Regions from separate parts of the Homo sapiens genome. Here region 2 is linked to region 1. Evidence: chromatin loops called from intact Hi-C (ENCODE). Cell type or tissue: Calu3. All regions are shown on one strand.

Evidence for each region. Hi-C counts contacts between places; a loop is a spot of excess contacts. Peaks named below come from ENCODE experiments on the same cell type or tissue, not always from the same donor. Only the 100,000 strongest peaks of a DNase experiment are listed, where the experiment ranks them.
Region 2: a loop joins it to region 1, with 4 times the contacts of the local background. A loop is called at or near these places in 5 of 110 quality-filtered maps.

Annotation. Positions count from the first base shown.
Region 1 is chr5:74,200,455-74,202,954 of GRCh38, reverse strand. No RefSeq gene overlaps it. Among named protein-coding and RNA genes, the nearest start is that of LINC02122, 99 kb to the right of the region's middle. RefSeq lists enhancers at 1,197-1,246, 1,267-1,336. In Calu3, no CTCF peak of the experiment used is centred here; DNase peaks (open chromatin) are centred at 1,394 and 2,154.
Region 2 is chr5:74,055,874-74,058,373 of GRCh38, reverse strand. The region is part of intron 2 of LINC02122 (long intergenic non-protein coding RNA 2122); the gene reads left to right. Among named protein-coding and RNA genes, the nearest start is that of LINC02122, 46 kb to the left of the region's middle. In Calu3, a CTCF peak has its summit at 1,444 (motif pointing left); a DNase peak (open chromatin) is centred at 1,413.

The DNA.
Region 1 (2,500 bases):
GGCCCATCACAGAAGGAAGTGTCACACAATATAAATGGGCTAATTACAAGATAATTTTAGGAAATGTAGAAAATATTAATTTATAGTGCCTTAGAGACAGTCTGGGTCTGGGAATTTAAAATTGAATGGTGACATCTTTCCATCCTCTAATTTTATCTCTGCTATACCCACAAGCTTAAAAGTTGAGGCTTTCTGTGACTGTGCGGCATAAGAACAATGGGTTTTTGCCCCTTCTTTGTCCCCTGAGATGGCATTATAAATAGGCCCTGCCCCCACCAACCCTGCCTCCAGGATGGCAGCCTGTGAATGCAGAACGCCTATAGCCTTCTAGCCGTGTCTGTGGCAAGGGCATGTGCCAGTGGGGAAGCACGAGCTTTGGACCTGAGGACATCTGGGACAGCTCTTGGTGTCAGTGCTCCACCCATGCCTGGGTCCCTCTACCATTGGCAAGCACCTGTCTAGTCTCATCCCAACAACCAGCTTCTGTTTCTCTTAGCCAGAGAATTTCCATGCTGTAAATGACATCAATGACTGCTGGAACCAATATGTTAGCAGAGTAGGAACATACCTGGAAGTTTACATTTTGCTGGGAGGTGTCCTCAACTAAGGACCTACTGTTGCAGGGGTATAAATATCCCCGCTGTCCTGCCTCCTGACTGGATCACTCTAAAGACTGACATTGTCTTCAGAGCCTACTTTCAGGCCTTTCCCTGACATTGCCTGTTTACTTGGTCTATTTCCCTTCCTGGCACCATGATTTGTGATGTGAGTGCTAGAAGAGGATTCAGAATTTGATTTTAATTACTCTTAGTGTCATCTCCTGACCATGGACATCTTAAGTGGTTTTTGTCAGTGTTTACTTTGAAAAGAGAAGTCCTGTCTCTCCCAGGGCCACTGTCTTCAGAGCCTCTGGGTTGGTGACAGGCTGCTGGGGCTGGGGTTCCCATGGGGGAGATGAGGCTGAGCCCAGAATGAGAATCAAATGGCCCTGCATTCAGGAAACTCTCAGAATTTGTCACCTTATATACAATATCTGTAGTCAAATCCAAGTGATTCATTTCCTTTTTCTGAAGCCACAGAGCTATAGGGATCCACTCTCATGCTTCCTCCCTAGCCGTCTTCATTTTCCTAGCCTCCTTCATTTCACTCACTTCATTCTTCCTAAACACAGTGAGATTCTTTTAGGTCAGCTGCCCTCAGCCTCTATTCTCTGGGGTCTTTAACATCTGCTTTGGGTTGCTACTTCAACTCCTGAAGAACTCCCCTTTGCTGTTAATTATAAATGCAGGTGGTATAAATAACCATTTGAAATGAGTCAGAGATGACCTGATAAAGTCCTCTGCATTGAGCAGGCTAGATGGCGCTGGAAAGAGAGGCTGGGCTGAGCAGGTGGTAGGAGAAGGTTCCCTTGGGTACAGGAAGTGGGAGTGGGAGGGCCGTGTGCCCAAGTGGAAAGAGCATTTCAAGAACAGCTTTGGCTCAATTGTGGCCGCAGAATCTGGCAAGCACACCACAGGCTTTGTTGCCTTCAGTGCCAAAAGCCAAGAAAACCAGCCCTTGCTGGCCTTGGAGCGAGCAGGGAGAAGAAAAATCCGAGGAATACATTGTCTGACTGTCGCCGTGGACAAGTGTTCCCGTGCAAGCAGATGACCTCTTTCCCGGAACAAAGCTCCATGTTTTAATAGCAGAAATCTCCCAGAAGGAAATGTCAAGGTAAACAAGTGTTGGGGCAGATTATACAGCGGACTCCTCCCGTCTAGAATTCTCTTTTTGGAAAGTGCTCTCTGAAGGGTTGTAGCCTCTATAGCATGAGCCCCCACAAAGATGGGTTTCTGTCCTCCAAGGAAAAGCATGTCAGGTAATCCCTGATGGAAAGGGGAACTTCAGAGGAACATAGGGATAGAGCTTTATTCCCAAGGGCAAAGCAGGCGGTGGCACGGAACAAATGCATGGGACCTCAGGGAGCCCTTTGTTTAGAGTAGCACTGAGGTGCCTCTGTCCCCCTAGCCATTGACATAAAGGTCACAAACCCGCAGCATGACTTTCCTTCCCCTCTTTCCACCAGGATTAAGTTTAGTCTCAGGTCATGACTTCTAAAGTGCATCTGAGATACACACCACCTTGCCAGGACCAGATGCAGGTCAAAGAAGGGTCAATGAAGCAAAATCAAAACCAGAAGGTTTTCTATTTCCTTCAAGGACATTAACAAAGGGAGCACTGTTGCCAAAGGATATAATAGCAAATGTCAATTAGTCCTGGAAGCACATCTTACATGACTAAACCTGATGCTGTGTGGAGGCCACTCTTAACCCTCGCCACCACTGTATGTACAGAGCACATGCTGCACCTGTCAAGTCACCCTGTTTGCCCAAAACATTAACTGGCCCTTCCTTTGTTCCTACTAATCACTCCTAATTCTGTGTGTTGCAGCTGTATTGTCAGGCCCTTCCCTGCTTTATTTCTTAGGGCATCTATTGTTATTATTAAATGATTGTTTTTT
Region 2 (2,500 bases), 140 kb after region 1:
CCTCATCTTCTTTTTTGTAAAATAAGGAAAATAGAACCTACCAGGAAGAGCTGTTTTTAAGATTTAAGATTATAATCTATGTGAGATATATGCGAGCACGTATAGTCATCCCTCGTTCCCCGTATCCATGGAGGATTGCTTCCAGGACTTCCCCACAGATGACTAAGTCCCTGGTATAAAAGTGGTGTGGTTACATATAACCTATGCATGTGCTTTTATATACTTTAAATCATCTCTAGGTTACTTATAATACCTAATACAACACAAGTGCTATGTAAATAGTTGTATTTTAAAATATGTACTTTTATGTTGTATTTTTTACTTTTTAAAAATATTTTCAGTCCTCAGTTGGTTGAATCTGTAGATTGTACAACCTGGGGATGTGGAACTCATGGATACAGAGGGCCAACTCTGTGCGTTTATAAATATAGACAGAGATATAGTTGTAGATTTCAGTATTTTGCTAATTCAGTGTTTGCAGCAACTTCATAGAATATAACCACTACAAATAATGAGAATCTACTGTATCTTTAAGTAAGATATTATTTAAGTTGTTTGATTTAGGCTTAGGAAAATGGCATCATACTGTATGAAATCTTGTAAAAAAATTTTTCCCACAGTATTATTTGTGAGATTCTACATAATGTGCATAGTCCTAACTCATTCATTTTTCATGCTGTATAGTACTCCAGTGTCACAATGTATTCACAGACTTGCTTATTAATGGCCTTTGAACTGTTCAGATAGTATTTTTGGTCTTAGTGTGTTAAATGACCATTCTTGTAGATGTGCCAGGAGTTACCTAAGGGATATGTCCGGCAATAGAGTTATGGGTTAGTTAATAATGCCAAATCATTTCCCGGTGTTGTAGAACCAATGCATACACATGCTCCAGAGCAGATAAGAAATTCCTTTGTCTGTATCCTCATCAGCACTAGATATTATCAAACTTCCCAATTGTTTCCCAATCTCTTAGATGCAAAATAGGATCTCATTTGGGTTTTAATTTGCATTTCCTGCCTACTAATCAGTTATATATACATTTTTCAAGTATATGTTAATCACTTGCATTTCCTTTACCCTAAGGTGTCTATTTCTGTCATTTACCCAGATTTTTTCCTGGGCTATATTTCTCTCATTGATTTCCTACCTTTATCCTTTATTCTCGATACTAAACTCTTGTTGGTTTATGTATTGGAAATCTCTTTTCTAAGTTTGGAGTTTATCTCTCTGCTTTCTTTATGATAACATTAGATAAACAGAAGTTTCTAACTTTAGTCTTATTCTTTATTTCAATGGTCCCAGCACTTTATTAGGTTTCCCATTCTGCCCATTCTGTGTAATTACAACACAGAAATGCCAACACAGGCCAAGACTCATACCTCCAAGGTACTCCCCAGGAACTTACTGGAAGGCAGCCCTCTGGTGGAGAGGCCATCACAGTCTCTACTGCTCAGAGAGAAGAAAAACTTACTTGACCTAACTTACCAGAATGACTGAAAAATATACTTCAGAAAAATTTTTTCAATCAGATTAGCAAACCCAGTTGTGTAGCTACCTTTAATTACCCCCAAACCATCCTGTTCCTTAGCTGATTTAGCTTCCTGGAATGGCTTTCTCATTCAGCATTGCCCCTGCCACTCTTTATGTTGCCTTTCTGCCCACTCCATCAAATCCATTTTCTCGGGGCTTTACTGACAAGGAATAAACTGATGACTGTAGCTCTTTTCACTTTTTAAAGTTTCCCTTAGCCTGTCAACATTAAGTTTCCCAGTTCTGAGGGAAAAAGCAACATTCTTCACACTTATGTAATCCTAATTTCCAGTAATTCTTCACGTGGGTGTGTTTTTTAAAAAAGATTATTTTAAGTGCCGACTTAAGATTTTCCTAGAATTTATAAGCAAGCTGCGCTATAATATAAAAAAGGAGCTGGGAAGTTTAGCAGGCCAGAGGGAGAGTTTCCTTAAAAAACAAACAAACCAAAAGCCCCTCACATGTGATTACCTCTTCCCTTTTGCAGTGTGACTTGCTGAGGCAAGTGTGAACCCAGCTTAAGACCGTTCCTACCACATGACACCTCAAGAGCTTCTATCTACCATCTACACAGAGGTGGGCAGATGAATGTTCCCCTTAACCTGAGAAAGTCCCTCCGGGTTTCTAGACTGCATGGGTTCGAGAACAGCTTGGCACATAGTACCAGAGATGCTGAGAAAGGGGAAAAAGTGGCTCAAAAAACCAGTTCATCATCTCACAGTAAACCCCCATCTGAGGGGATGCTTCTCTTCAGCCTGTCTGGGAGGTAGTGTTTATAGAGGCACAGCTCATGTTTTCCAGAAGAATAGAACTTCCCTTGTCCTCCAATATTCTCTCCCTCTGGAAACTTATTTATGGTCTGATGTGTTGAAACAATAAACATGGGTGCACGGCTGGGGGCATGGGGGAAGGAGGGGTGTAGGATAGGAAAGGGGTTTCCCAGCTTTGTGTGAGAAGTGAAAAGGAG